Regions from separate parts of the Homo sapiens genome. Here region 2 is linked to region 1. A link is a contact called in ENCODE POLR2A ChIA-PET data. All regions are on one chromosome and are shown on one strand. Each heading gives the region's core, a stretch centred on a gene start or an enhancer-like site at or near the end of the contact. The rest is flanking DNA. Distances are from core to core; before and after follow the strand shown.

Evidence for each region. ChIA-PET counts read pairs that join two places held with the same protein, here RNA polymerase II (POLR2A).
Region 2: POLR2A ChIA-PET joins it to region 1 with 10 read pairs in activated B cell. The contact joins the promoter of SIRT4 here to the promoter of POU6F1 in region 1. POLR2A ChIA-PET finds 5 or more read pairs at or near these places in 2 of 52 experiments (HepG2 and activated B cell).

Annotation. Positions count from the first base shown.
Region 1 is chr12:51,214,889-51,222,716 of GRCh38, reverse strand. It overlaps POU6F1 (POU class 6 homeobox 1), which reads left to right and starts at 4,655. Exons shown (of 11, transcript NM_001330422.2): 1 at 4,655-5,075. RefSeq lists silencers at 2,195-2,374, 4,482-4,631, 4,832-4,991, 5,222-5,481 and an enhancer at 4,272-4,331.
Region 2 is chr12:120,297,576-120,305,403 of GRCh38, reverse strand. SIRT4 (sirtuin 4) reads right to left here and starts at 3,083. Exons shown (of 4, transcript NM_012240.3): 1 at 3,026-3,083; 2 at 1,346-1,843. The coding sequence starts at 1,842.

The DNA.
Region 1 (7,828 bases), core at 3,406-5,905:
AAAACAAAATGGACTGTTGCCTTGGAATTTACTGCCTACTCGGTAAACATATTAAATAGAAAATAAACATACAAATACATCAGCACACATGGTGATTAAGAAAACGGGAAGGTGATACGAGACAAAATAACACTGAAGTGCAGGGAAAATGTCTCTGAGGAAGGAAGCCATATATAAGGCAAGGCCTGAAAGATGGGCTAAGGAGGAGGCAGAAGAAACAGCATAGGCAGACACAATGAAGGCAGGAAAGAGCTCGAAGTTTAAGAACCTGAAAGTGGATCAGTATCGATGGGTCTTAGTCCGTTTGGGCTGTTATAACAAAATACTATAGGTCGGGTGCAGTGGCTCACGCCTGTAATCCCAGCACTTTGGGAGGCCGAAGCAGGTGGATCACCTGAGGTCAGGAGTTCAAAACCAGCCTGGCCAACATGGTGAAGACTCATCTCTACTAAAAATACAAAAATTAGCCGGGCATCGTGGTGCATGCCCGTAATCCTAGCTACTCGAGAGGCTGAGACAGGAGAATAGCTTGAACCCGGGAAGTGGAGGTTGCAGTGAGCCAAGGTCTCATCACTGCACTCCAGCCTGGGTGACAGAGCAAGACTCTGTCTCAAAAAAAAGTAAAATTTTAAAATAAAAATAATAAAATATTAGGCCAGGCGTGGCGGCTCACACCTGTAATCCTAGCAATTTGGGAGGTGGAGGCAGGCGGATCACCTGATGTCAGAAGTTTGACATCAGCCTGGCCAACATGGTGAAACCCTGTCTCTACTAAAAATACAAAAATTAGCTGGGCACGGTGGCACATGCCTGCAATCCCAGCTACTTGGGAGGCTGAGGCAGGAGAATCGCTTGAACCCAGGAGGCAGAGGTTGCAGTGAGTGGAGATCGTGCCACTGCACTCCATCCTGGGCTAAAGAGTGAGACTCTGTCTCAACAACAACAACAACAAAAGCCAGGTGCGGTCTTTGGCATGCCCAGGCAAAAAAAGAAAAAAAAATTTTTTAAGTAATATACTTTGTTTTTTGTTTTTGAGACGGAGTCTCACTCTGTCACTGAGGCTGGAGTGCAGTGGCACCGTGTCGGCTCACTGTAACCTCCGTCTCCTGGGTTCAAGCAATTCTCCTGCCTCAGCCTCCCGAGTAGCTGGGATTACAGGAGCCCACCACCACGCCCGGCTAGTTTTTATATTTTTAGTAGAGACGGGGTTTCACCATGTTGGCCAGGCTGCTCTCGAACTCCTGACCTCAGGCGATCCACCCGCCTCAGCCTCCCAAAGTGCTGGGATTATAGGCATGAGCCACAGCGCCCAGCCAAAAAGTAATAAACTTTCATTGCAAGAAGACTACCAATACCACATACTGGTGAGGATGTAAAACAATTAGAACTCTCTCATGCATTGCTGATAAAGATATAAATTGGTTCAAACACTATAGAAAACTATTTAGCAGTATGGACAAAAGCTAAATAAAATAGAATAGCTATTCTACTCCTCAGTATTTACCTGGAAGAAATAAGTGCATATGTTCACCAAAATACTTGTACAAGAATGCTCATAGCAGTTTTATTCCTAAGAGGCCCAAACAACAAGCAAATGCCCATCAATAATGGAATGGATAAATTGTAGTATAATTATGCAATGGAATACTACACAGCAATAAAAAATACTTCTACATTCAACAACATGGATGAATCTCAAAAACATATATTGAGGCCGGGTGTGGTGGCCGACACCTGTAATCCCAGCACTTTGGGAGGCCGAGGAGGGCGGATGACTTGAGGTCAGGAGTTCGAGACCAGCCTGGCCAACATGGTGAAACCCTGTGTCTACCAAAAGTATAAAAAATTAGCTGGGAGCGTGGTGGCTCATGCCTGTAATCCCAGCACTTTAGGAGGCTGAGGTGGGCGGATCATGAGGTCAGGAGTTCAAGACCAGCCTGACCAACATGGTGAAACCCCATCTCTACTAAAAATACAAAAATTAGCCGGGCATGGTGGCGTGTGCTTGTAATCCCAGCTACTCAGGAGGCTGAGGCAGGAGAATCACTCGAACCTAGGAGGTGGAGGTTGCAGTGAGCTGAGATCACACCATTGCACTCCAGCCTGGGCGACAGAGCGAGACTCCATCTCGAAAAAAAAAAGAAAAAAAAAATTAGCTGGGCGTGATGGCACGCACCTGCAGTCCCAGCTACTTGGGAGGCTGAGGCAGGAGAACCACTTGAACCCGAGAGGCGGAGGTTGCAGTGAGCCGAGATCACACCACTGCACTCCAGCCTGGGCGACAGAGCAAGACTCCGTCTCAAAAAAAAAAATTTTGTTGAGTGACAGAAGCCAAACACAAAAGATTGCATATTGTCTGATTCCATTTATGAGAAGTTCAAGAATCAGCTCAAGTAATCAATCTATGGTGACAGAAATCAGAATAATGGTTACTTTGGGAATTTATGGCCGGTGAAGGTACATAAGGGAATCCTCAGGTCTTGGAAAGGCTCTATATCTTGTTTTGGGTGGGGATTACATGGATATATATATGTGTGTGAGTATATACATGTATATATAGACATGTATATATGTATACACGTATCTATACACGTGTATATATGTATACACACACACGTACATATGTATACACACACATACACGTACATATGTACACACACATATACACGTACATATGTATACACACATATACACGTACATATGTATACACACATATACACGTACATATGTATACACACATACACGTACATATGTATACACACACATACACGTACATATGTATACACACACATACATACACGTACATATGTATACACACATACATACACGTACATATGTATACACACATACATACACGTACATATGTATATACATGTAAAAATTTATCAAGGTATACACATACTGTGTACATGTTATGCCCCAATAAACACAGAAACAAAAAGTAATATATGCTCATCAAATATTTAAGCAATGCAGAAGTGTATACAACATAAAGAAAACCGTGATTAACATTTTTATGTATGTCTCCCTGAACTCCTCTGATCACATCCATATTTCTTTCTTCAAACTGTCGCTGATATCCATGCTATCCAAAGCCTTTGATCTATGTGTAGCACCAAACCAAGTGACATAAATGAAAAGTTTCAACCTTCATGTGACAAAGTTCAGCAGCAATACTGAGCCCCTCCTTCACATAAAGAGTAGTGGGAAATACAAACATGAGTAAGTCACAACCAGTGCTCTCAAAGAATTCACAGTCCAGGGAGAGAAACTACAGGGACTACCGGCCAAACAAAAACCCCAAGAACTGTAATATCAAGCCACGCAGTAGAGTTTCACAGGGCCATTAAAACGAGTTCAAACTATTGTACAAGGAATGACACCTTACAGTTGTATAGAGCTTGCAGCTTTCAGTTTTTTCACATACAGGCTCACAAACTTAACCCTATGAAGTAGTCATTATAAATGTCATTATAAATATTATCCTTGTTTTATAAGTAATGAAGAAGTTAAATTACTTGCCTGGACGGCTAGTGGAAGAGTTGGGACTAAAACCTAAGTATTCTGACTCCTAATACATTGGTTACTCATAAATCCGCCGCCAGCAGTACCTGCTCACTTCCAGATGGAAACAGCAAGCTGATAACAGCCTAGTCCACTGGCCAGGTTAACGACGAGGCCGGGCCATTCAATGCCCTTCCACCACGAGGCCTTACGGAGCAGTCCCGGGGAGGACTGAGGCCTCCAACTGCATTCTCACACTGCCTCTAACCCATCTACCTCTAGCTATCCTCAGACCACCAAATATCGGGAGAGGGTGGGAGGGGGAACAGCCTAGGATGACAGCAGGTGGCCTCAGTATTGGGATCCACATTCACTGGATTTACAGAGCCTCCTTCCTTCCCAGTTCTTCTCTCCATTCCCACGCTTCCACTTTGGTCTTCCAACTTTTTCCTCTTTCAGTTGTCCACCACTTCTCCAATCTGCTTTCCCTCAGCCACCCACATCCACCCCTTTTCTGGTCCCCTCTCTACCTTAAGAAGCTGCTAGAGGTTTTTCACCATTCCACTGAACTTTGTCTTTCTGTTCACATTTCCTTGTCTACTTGGACAAGAAGGCCGGAAATCTGCTTTTAGACAACACAGCCCACGGCCGCCACCGGGTGAGAGACCTGGGACCCTTCGCTGCTTTGGCGCTGGGGCACAGCTGTTCAGAGGTTCTCCACGTTGGCTGAGCGATGTCTGAGTTCCCCCGCCTTTCTAGGGAGGGAGGGATAGACATAAACTTGACTTTCAACATTGAGGACAGTTGACTACCTAGAGGAAAGGCGGTGGCCGGGAGTCACCGCCCCAACCCTCAGCTGAAGGCCATGTGGCATGGAGGGTCCGGACTCCAGCTCCTACTCTGGCACCTTCCGAAATGAAACCACCTCCGCGGCACCTCGGAGGGGCTGAGTAACCAGACCCACTGACCGTCCATCCCTGTCCCGGGAGAGAGCCTCCGGGACCTCCCGCTCGGCCAGGGCCAGAGGGTCCCCTCCCCACCCCCACCCCTCGCTCCTGGCTCCCGTGCTCCCCTCCCTTCCCTGACCGCCCTCCCAGCCCGCCGCCCCCGGCGGCTGGCGCGGGCGGTGCAGCATGCGGCAAAGCTCTTTGCATAAATTATGCTCATGACGCAGCAGCTAAAAAAATCCAAGTAGCAGAAGGAGGGAAAAAAGGGGGGGAGGGAAAAGGGGGGGGTCGTGGAAGGGGGAACGAAGAAAAATATATACCTGACCGCCCCCCCACCCGGCTTCCCCTTCCCGCTTCCCGGCCGTCCCCTCTCCGCCCGGCTTAGCCTGCGGAGCCCCCTTCGGCTCTGCCCAGCCCAGGCTGGGGGCCTGGGGGCGGCGGCGGGTCCCGACCAGCTCCCGGGCCGAGCCGAGCCCAGCCAAGCCGCACTGGCTTCTTTGTCTGCGGGCGGCGGCCGCCGTGGCCCCGGCCCCGGCCCCGGCCCCCTGGCCCGGGCTGTGAGATGAATCTCTAATCGGTGGCCGCCAGACACCCGCGGCGAAGGCGGCTCGGGCTCGGGCTCCGGTAAGTAGCGGGGTCCGGGGCGGGGAGGGGTTTGCACGGAGGGGGAGGGGGCCGGGCAGGGGAGGTTTCGGGTTTGGTTAATATGCAATGCCCGTAATTAGCATAATTTATATATTTATGATAAAGAGAAAAAAAGCCGCGGGGCCGGGGCGGCGGGATGCTGGGCCGGGGCGGCGGGGAGCTGCGGGAGCGGGACAGCGCGCGGTTGCCCAGCTGGGGCTAGACACCCGGGGGCCGCGCCCTCGCCCGCCCGCGGGCCGCTCTGGACCTGGAGCGGAGGGGGCGGCCGCCAGGTGGACCCGGTGGGGAACCCCGACCTGGCCCCTCCCCGTTTCTGCCCCTGGAGCCCTTGTGGGGTGCGGACCACAGGGGACGCTCTGTACACAGAACCAGTGGCGACCAGAAGCGGATCCTTGCCTCTCTGGAGAACACGGACGCCTGGGTTCCCGGCGGTTAGGGCCAGCTGGGGCGGCCAGGGTGACCTGTCACGGTTCTCCCGAATGAACAAACTCCGGGACGACCGGTGGGACCCGGGGGTAGGGACCCAGGCGTTGCTGGAAGGGTGGGTCAGTGATGGGAGGGCCACCTTCTAGCAGAGCATGAGCACTTCATAAATATTTAATATCGATATTATTATTAATAAATAGTCATAATAATGGGCCCGATGCAGGCTCCCTGGGCAGGCTCACCTGGCAAGGCCAAGGGAGCTCCCAGCATACCCTCTAACCTCCACTTTCGCGGCAGAATACCCCACTCAGCCCGACTGGAAGCCTAAAACCTTCACAGAATAGCCTCTGCGGCTGGGCAGGGGGAAATCAGAAGAGTTCGGGAAGCATTCCTGGGCCAAAGAAAAGAGGCTCTTTGCAGAGATTTTTAACCTCATCTGCCCTTCCCAAATTCCTTGTTCCAAAAGTAGAGGGCTGGTCTTCAATTGTTCATATACATGTGTCCCATGCCCCTTATTTAGCAATCTAAGGCAGCCACCATTGACTGGCAGAGGCCTTCTGAGGAATAATTCCATATATTCCATTTTCATTCAAGTCCTGGTCCTCAAAGTGATACTTCTGTGACCTGGTACTCCGCTTATCTGCTGTAGAACTTCATTTCTTCATTAGTTCAACAAAAATACCCACTCAGTGCCATGCTCTGAACAATTCAGACAAAACTTCTATCATGGAGTTTTTATTCTGGGGGTGGACAAGTAGATGCTAAACATTAAAACTAACAAGGTAATACCATAGAGTGATTGTGTGTCAGTGTGTGTGTATGTAGCCATTTATTCTGTTTTGTTCCTGGAAGTACTAGCTGGCAGTTAAGAAAAGTGACTCAGAAAAAATTTGCTCCTGTAAGGTTTTTCTGCATTTTGAAGGAACTTGGGATAAGCTCATATTCTTGTCCCCAAGATTTACTCACCATAAAATTATCAGAGTAATCTTTTACATTTTCTTTTTTTTGAGACAGAGTCTAGCTGATTTTTTTGTATCTTAGTAGAGATGGGGTTTCACCGTGTTGCCCAGGCTGGTCTCGAACTCCTTAGCTCAGGCAATCCAACCGTCTTGGCCTCCCAAAGTGCTGGGATTACAGGCGTGAGCCACCGTGCCTGGCCATCTTTTACATTTTTAAAATGCTTTATAATTTAAAACATTTTTATATGCATGCTTTACTTCAGTTCAAAATAATAGCAATGATAATAACAAACATATATATAGTGTTTGCTTCATGCTAGGCCCTGTTTTAAGTGCCTTCCATAAATATTATCAATTTAATCCTCACAATAACCCATGAGGTGGTTACTATAATTTGGTTCCATTTTGGATAAGGAAACGGAGGCTTATAGGGATTACCTCTAGTAGAAGCAGTACTCAAGCTGGGTCTTCTGCCTTTAAACCTGCCTTTGACCCCTCATGTCAAAATGAGGGTTCATGAGGCAGAAGAGAGAGTGGGATGCAGGAGAAACTGGCCACAGGAGGAAGGCTTGGAATGAGAAATTAGACGGGCGCTTTAGGAAGGGGCCAGTGTGGTCTGGGTTCTCCAGAACCCAATACTACACCTTGGAAATCTCTCTTTTTTTTTTTTTTTTTTTTTTGAGACAGGGTTTCACTCTGTCGCTCAGTCTGGAGTGCAGTGGCGCGATCTTGGTCTCACTGCAACCTCCACCTCCCGGGTTCAAGCAATTCTCCCACCTCGGCCTCCCAACTAGCTGGAACTATAGGCGCACACCACCATGCCTGGCTAATTTTTGTATTTTCAGTAGAGACGGGGTTTCACCATGTTGGCCAAGCTGGTCTTGAACTTCTGACCTCAAGTAATCCGCCCGCCTCGGCCTCCCAAAGTGCTAGGATTACAGACGTGAACCACCACACCCGGCCTGTACCACGTCTTTGAAATCATTTTTAAGTAGCCCCAGTACTGGAAATGGAGGCAAAACATTTGAAGTAGGGTGTGTGTTTTGAGGGAAAAGGTAGGAAATAATAAGAGGCTAAGTGATGTGGCTATGACGTGACCTCGTATCTTCAATTGTTTTCAGCCCATATTCATGAACCTAGTTATATACCAGATATTATCTTAGGCACCAGGGATATGATGATAAGCAGACATGATCCCTGCCTTCCTGGAGCTTACAGTCTACTAGGAACATACCTACTTTTCATTTTTCACATTTCTTTTTTTTTTCTTTTTTGAGACAGGTTCTCACTCTGCTGTCACCCAGGATGGGGTGCAGTGGCACAATCTTGGCTCACTGCAGCTTCACC
Region 2 (7,828 bases), core at 1,834-4,333, about 69 Mb before region 1:
TGGCGTTTGCCTGTAGTCCCAGCTACTTAGGAGGCTGGGGTGAAAGGATCACTTGAGCCCAAGAGATTGAGGCTGAAGTGAGCTATAATCACACCACCACATCCCAGTCTGTGTGACAGAGTGAAAGCCTGTCATACACACACACACACACACACACACACGTGCACACACAAACACAAAAGAAAATAAAAGAAAATCACCCTAGCTTGCTCAACTTTCTTTTTTTTTTTTCTTTTTGAGACGGAGTTTTGCTCTGTTGCCCAGGCTGGGGTGTGGTGGCATGATCTCAGCTCATGATCTCAGCTCACTGCAACCTCTACCTCCCAGGTTCAAGCGATTCTCCTGCCTCAGCCTCCTGAGTAGCTGGAATTACAGGTGCGTGCCACCACTTCCAACAGATTTTTGTATTTTTAGTAGAGACGGGGTTTCACCATGTTGACCAGATTGGTCTTGAACTCCTGACCTCAGGTAATCTGCCTGCCTTGGCCTCCCAAAGTGCTGGGATTACAGGCGTGAGCCACCACACCCGGCCTCAACTTTCTTTAAAAAAAAAAAAAAAAAAAAAAAATATATATATATATATATATATATATATATATAAAATTTACTTTACTTATATAGAGACAGAGTCTCACTGTGTTTGCCAGGTTGGTCCTGAACTGTTAGCCTCAAGCAATCTTCCTGCCTCAGCCTTCCAAAGTGCTAGGATTACAGGTATGAGCCACTGTGCACCATCCTCAACTTTTTTTTTTCTTTTTTTCTTTTTTTTTGCACTGTTGCCCAGGCTGGAGTGTAGTGGTGCAATCTCGGCTCACTGCAGCAACCTCTGCCTCCCAAGAGATTTTCCTGCCTCAGCCTCCCAAGCAGCTGGGATTACAGGCATGTGCCACCACGACTGGCTAATTTTTGTATTTTTAGTAGAAATGGGGTTTCACCATGTTGGCCAGGCTGGTCTCGAACTCCTGAGCTCATGTGATCTGCCCACCTCAGCCTCCCAAAATGCTGGGATTACAGGCGTGAGCCACTGCGCCCGGCCCCAGTCCTCAAGTTTCATTGAGACAATCCTCAGGCATGTCCTAGACAGTTGGAGGGTCCCTCACAGGACTGAACCCCAGTGCCCAAGGCAGTAACCCACTCATTAACACACACTTTCTTGGCTTTCCTCTCTTTCCTGTTTTACATCCTTGCTCCGTCAATGAATTTACTGGAATCAACTGCAAAATAAACAACTTGCTCTGAAATCCTTTTCTCAAGGTCTAAGACTGTGGTGATCAAGACAGCCAAGGTCCCTACTCTCCCAAAACAACACACGGGTTTGCGTTCAAACCGTGTACAGCTCCTGCACCTGTCCATGCATCCGTGGAGCTCTGTCAGGCGCCGACTCCCCGCCTTGGTGTGCAAAGCATCCACATTTTGGGTCACCAACCAGTACAGCTTTCCGAGTTTCTCCCAGGTGCTCAAAGCCCAGTGTGCAGGGTTAGGCTGGTGGGAGGAGAATTGAGGCCAGCCTACGAAGTTTCTCGCCCAGTACCGCTGGCGGATTGGGGCACTCCGGACAAAATCACCATGCTGGATGGGCCTGCGGTCAGTGCGGGCATAAAGCCCCACTTTTTCTGACCTGTAGTCTGGTATCCCCGATTCGGTGGAGATTCCTGCCCCAGTCATCACAAGGAGTCTCTTGGAAAGGGTGATGAAGCGCTGTAACTCTTTGACCTTCTCAGGGTCCAGAGGAGGACTTGCTGGCACAAATAACCCAATGGAGGCTTTCGAGCACGGCTGGCTGGGGTTTGCGATCCAACGGCCTTTTGCTGACCTGAAAGTCAACGCAAAGCTCATCTTCATTCTAGAGAAAAAGAAGCCTCATGTGAGAAACTGGGGTGGTTTTTTTTTTTTCTCATTTTTTGTTTGTTTGTTTTCGTTTTGTTTTTTGAGACAGAGTCTCCCTCTGTTGCCCAGGCTAGAGTACAGTGGCATGATCTTGGCTCACTGTAACCGCCGCCTCCCGGGTTCAAGTGATTCTCCTGCCTCAGCCTCCAGAATAGCTGGGACTACATGGCCACCATGCCCGGCTAATTATTGTATTTTTAGTAGAGGCAGGGTTTCACCATGTTGGCCAGGCTAGTCTCGAACTCCTGAGCTCTAGTGATCTGCCCGCCTCGGCCTCCCAACGTGCTGGAATTACAGGTGTGAGCCTCTGAGTCTGGCCCTAATGAGTCAGGTTTTGTTTGATTTTGTTCATGTAATTAAGCACACACACGCATTCCTTTTATTTTTTCATTTCCCCCTTATTTTAGTTTACCCTCCACTGCAAGCTCTGCTACTTGGACACATCAGAGAGACAAGACCCCTGCCCGTCAGCTTTTCTAGCTGTAACAATAGAGGGCCGGGTGCGGTGGCTCACGTCTGAAATCCCAGCACTTTGGGAGGCCGACGCAGGCAGATCACTTGAGATCAGGAGTTCGAGACATGCCTGGCCAACATGGTGAAACCCCGACTCTACTAAAAATACAAAAAAAATTAGCCGGGCATTGTGGCACGTGCCCGTAATCCCAGCTACTAGGGAGGCTGAGGCAGGAGAATTGCTTGAACCCGGGAGGCGGAGGTTGCAGTGAGCCGAGATCGCGCCGTTGCACTCCAGCCTGGGCGAAGAAGCAAGACTCCGTATCAAAAAAAAAAAAAAAAAGAAAAAGAAAAAACTTTGACATATTATTTGACACAATGCAATGCATAAATCCTCTAGTGACATGCACCCCGTATGTAAACATTATTTTATGTTTGGCTTTCCAGATCTGAGATCAGGACCCCGCTTTCTCCTTGACATTCCACAGCAAAACGTGAACAGCTGAACAAACACACAGTCCGGTTTCCCGAGACCAAAGGGTCAGGGGAAACCCCCGCTGAAAACGTGCATCAGTGGAACAACTACTCTCTTCCAGGTCCCACCGAGGGCAAAGAGGAGAAATAGAATCCCTCACAAGAAATCCACAACTTCTAGAAATCCGCAGCACACACAGAACACACTTACCTCTCACAGCTCTACGGACACTTCACACCCCACAGTGGGACCGTCTGATTGCATTTGCATTTTGGGACATGTAGTCCAGAAAGCTTAAATGATGCGAGAAAAACCACAAGTCCCACAATCCTCCGCGTCTCGCAATTGACAGCCCCAGATCATCCAGGAACGCCCCCTGTCGGCTCTTTCTGGTCAGAGGTTCCCCCGTTAATATAAAAGCTTTTAATCATGGATTTTTTTCTTTGTTTTCAATTTCTGTGGGCACTTAGTAGGTGTATATATTTATAGTGTACATAAGATTTTTTTTCTTTTTTCTTTTTTTTTTTTAAGACGGAGTTGTTGTTTTTTTTTTTTGAAAAAACTCCAGTCTGGAGTGCAGTGGCACGATCTCGGCTCACTGCAACCTCCCTCTCCCGGGTTCAACCGATTCTCCTGCCTCAGCCTCCCGAGTAGCTGGGATTATTTTTGTATTTTTAGTAGAGACGGGGGTTTCGCCATGTTGGCCAGGCTCGTCTTGAACTCCTAACCTCAGGTGATCCGCACGCCTTGACCTCCCAAAGTGCTGGGATTATAGGCGTGAGCCACTGCGCCCGGCCATCTTTTCTCTTATTTTTTGTCTTTTTTTCTTTTCTCTGTGCCTGTCTATGCTTTACCCACATGAGATGTTTTGATACAAACATGCAATGTGAAATGAGCACGTCATTAATCATGGATCTAGATTTGACTTTTTTTTAAAGTTTTTGTATTTTTAGTAGAGACAGAGTTTCACCATGTTGGCCAGGCTGGTCTCGAACTCCCGACCTCAGGTGATCCGCCAACCTCGGCCCCCCAAAATGCTGGGATTACAGGCCTGAGCCACTGTTCCCGGCCTAGATTTGACTCATTCTAAACATCAGAGTTTGTGATCCTTTTCATTCACAACGACAGTATCAAGTTATTTGCTATTGGTAAAATACCTTGAACTTGTGAAGAAATGTGTTTATACATATCTGAAAAAGTGATAGTTTGTTGTTGTTGTTGTTGTTGTTTGTTTGTTTGTTTTTGAGACGGAGTCTCGCTCTGTTGCCCAGGCTGGAGTGCAATGGTGCCATTTCGGCTCACTGCAACCTCCGCCTCCCGGGTTCAAGCAATTCTCCTGCCTCAGCCTCCTGAGTAGCAGGGATTATGGGCGCATGCCACTACGCCCGGTTAATTTTTTTATTTTTAGTAGAGACAAGGTTTCACCATGTTAGCCAGGATGGTCTTGATCTCCTGACCTCGTGATCTGCCCACCCTAGCCTCCCAAAGTACTGGGATTACAGGCGTAAGCCACTGTGCCCAGCCAAAAGTGATGTTTTTACAGTTAATATGAAGCCAAATATATTATACCTGGACTAATGTACTTAACCTGCTTGGCTTCTCCAATTTTATTTATCATATTTTTTTTATTAAGTTAATCAAACAAGGCCTGCGTCTCACTCCCAGGGATTCTGATCTACAAATTTCCTAATTGTTCCTAATGTGTAGACAACCAGAACTGCCGCTCTGCAGCATCACCTAAATCAATAAATGTATAAGTGTCTTTGGACATAAAGGTGGGCGGCCAGCAGGGACCTTGAAGACCACCTAAGGACTCCCTTCCCCCATTTTAAGATGAATTGGGCTGAGTGCAGTGGTTCCCACCTGTAATACCAACACTTTGGGAGGCCAAGGCAGGAGGATCACTTGAGCCCAAAAGTTCAAGACCAGCTTGGGCAACATAGTGAGACCCACTCACTACAAAAAATAAACAAAATTAGCGGGGTGTGGTGGTGTGTGCCTGTAGTCCCAGCTACTCAAGAGGCTCAGGTGGGAGGATCACTTTGAGCCCAGGAGATCGAGGCTGCAGTGAGCCATAATTGTGCGACTGCACTTCAGCCTGGGTGACAAAGTGAGATCCCATCTCTTCAAAAAATAATAATAATAAATAAAGATGAACTGAAGTGCAGAGAAGTAATGTGGAAGCTTGAGAAAGAGTTTTTAGGTTTTTGGTTCTATCATTGTATCTTTGGAGGTAATATTGGCAAAATGACCATTTAGTAGTTTGCCCATTTCTGCTTTTTTTTTTTCTTTTTTTTGAGACAGGGTCTCGTTCTGTCACCCAGGCTGGAGTGCAGTTGTGACATCACAGCTCACTGCAGTTTCTACTTCCCAGGCCCAAGGGATCCTCCAACCTCATCCTCTCGAGTAGCTGAGATCACAGGCATCCACCACCACGCCCAGCTAAATTTTGTTATTTTTTATTTTTGTCGAGACACGGTCTCACTATGTTGCTCAGGCTGGTCTCAAACTCCTGAACTCAAGGAAAGCTCTTGCTTTGGCCTCCCAAAGTGCTGGGATTACAGGTGTGAGCCACCATGCCGGGCCTGCTTATTTCGACTTGGCAGCATCGTTTCATGAAGCCCCTGACTCTGTGACAACATACAGCTCTCCAGAAAGATGCTTTGAAGACAAAACAGAATAGAGCACACAGCCCTCCATGTCTCTTCCAAGTCACTATATTCATTAAAAGATAAATGACTCTGGTCATTGCCTTTTCCTGCACAAGATAATGTCTGATGGGGTTAGTGATGATACCTCTGTAATCCATAACCAGATATACTCTTGCACCCAAACTTTGATATGATTGTGCTTTAATGTAACTTTGAAGCAAGTTTAATGTGATTTTGCAGGCGCCGTACACTCACCACTTGTATATGAGTGGCTGAAATTCTGTGTTGGACCAGTCTGATGGAACTGCTCCCACACTATAGCCCTCGGTCTGTAATCCTCAGTAAGACTTGTAAGTAAAACTAACTTTAATTTTTTTTTTTTTTTTTTGAGAGAGTCTAGCTCTGTTGCCCAGGCTGGAGTGCAGTGGCGCGATCTTCACTCACTGAAGCCTCTGCCTTCCCGGCTGAAGTGATTCTGCTGCCTCGGCCTCCGGAGTAGCTAGGATTACAGGCGCTCGCCACTGCGCCCGGCTAATTTTTGTATTTTTAGTAGAGATGGGGTTTCGTCATGTTGGCCAGGCTGGTTTTGAACTCGTGACCTCAGGTGACCCACCTGCCTCAGTCTCCTAAAATGCTAGGATTACAGGAGTGAGCCACTGCACCCCGCCACTTTTATTATTATTATTATTGTATTTATTTATTTATTTATTTATTTTTGAGACGGAGTCTCGCTCTGTCGCCCAGGCTGGAGTGTAGTGGAGAGATCTCGGCCCACTACAAGCTCCGCCTCCCGGGTTCACGCGATTCTCCTGCCTCAGCCTCCGGACTACAGGCGCCCGCCACCACACCCGGCTAATTTTTTGTATTTTTTTTTTAGTAGAGACGGGGTTTCACCGTGTTAGCCAGGATGGTCTCTATCTCTTGACCTCGTGATCCGCCCGCCTCAGCCTCCCAAAGTACTGGGATTACAGGCGTGAGCCACCGCGCCCGGCTATTTATTTATTTATTTATTTATTTATTTATTTATTTTTTGAGACGGAATATTGCTCTGTGCCCAGGCTGGAGTGCAGTGGCACGATCTCAGATCACTGCAACCTCCGCCTCCCGGGTTCAAGTGATTCTCCTGCCTCAGCCTCCCGAGTAGCTGGGATTACGGGTGCCCGCCACCATGCCCGGCTAATTTTTGTATTTTTAGTAGAGACGGGGTTTCACCATGCTTGTCAGCATGGTCTCGAACTCCTGACCTCGCGATCCGCCCGCCTCAGCCTCCCAAAGTGCTGGAATTACAGGCATGAGCCACTGCGCCCTGCCACTTTAATTATTTAAAAGCTTATTTTTTTATTTTGGGGACATGGTCTCACTCTTTCACCCAGGCGGGAGTTCAGAGGCACGATCACTGCGCACTACAGCCTCAACCTCTTGGACTCAAACCATCCTCCCACCTCAGCCTCCTGAGTAGCTGGGACTACAGGTGGGCCACCAAGCCCAGCTAATTTTTGTATTTTTTTGTAGAGACGGGGTTTCACCATGTTGCCCAGGCTGGTCTCGAACTCCTGGGCTCTAGGCTTTCCAAAGTGTTGTGATTACGGGCGTGAGCTACTGCGCCTGGCCGATTCTTTTTAACTTAGTACACAGGGAGTAGTAGCTCCAGCAACAGCGAAAGTCAGTAGCTGTAGGATCTACTAGGCGGGGAAACTCATATGACAGCCCCCTCCTTTTTTTTTTTTTTTTTTTTTTTTTTGAGATGGAGTTTCACTCTTGTTGACCAGGCTGGAGTGCAATGGCGCCATCTTGGCTCACCGCAACCTCCGCCTCCCGGGTTCAAGTGATTCTCCTGCCTCAGCCTCCCCAGTATCTGGGATTACAGGTGTGAGCCACTGCGCCCGGCCACCCCCTTTTTTTTTCAAGGCTGCAGTGAGCCATGATCCTGTGACTGCACTCCAGCCACTGACAGCCCTTTCTGCATTAGTTAACCTGACCACATCTGCTGAAAGAAAGCACCAGAAGCTAGACTGAAATTTTCGTTGTCAAAAAAATTATAATCCCCCCCAAAATTTAAAAATTATAATCCAGCACATTTTCTGCACACATTTTCTGGGTATTTGATCATAACTTTTAAAAATGTGAGAACAGTGACATTCTCCTTCCCCATTCACCAATTTTACTATGAAAAAGTTCAAACCTAGGTTATTTTTTCAGTTCTCCAAGTGGAATGATCATCACTAATAGAGATTGGTTGGGAATTCTATTGTGCTTCTAGGCCCCCAAAAATCTCATGCTCTGAGGAAAAGTTAGCTGAGTTTTCAATTTTTCTCATAGTGCTGGAAAATCATCCCTGGACGGTGAAGTCATCCAAGTCTTT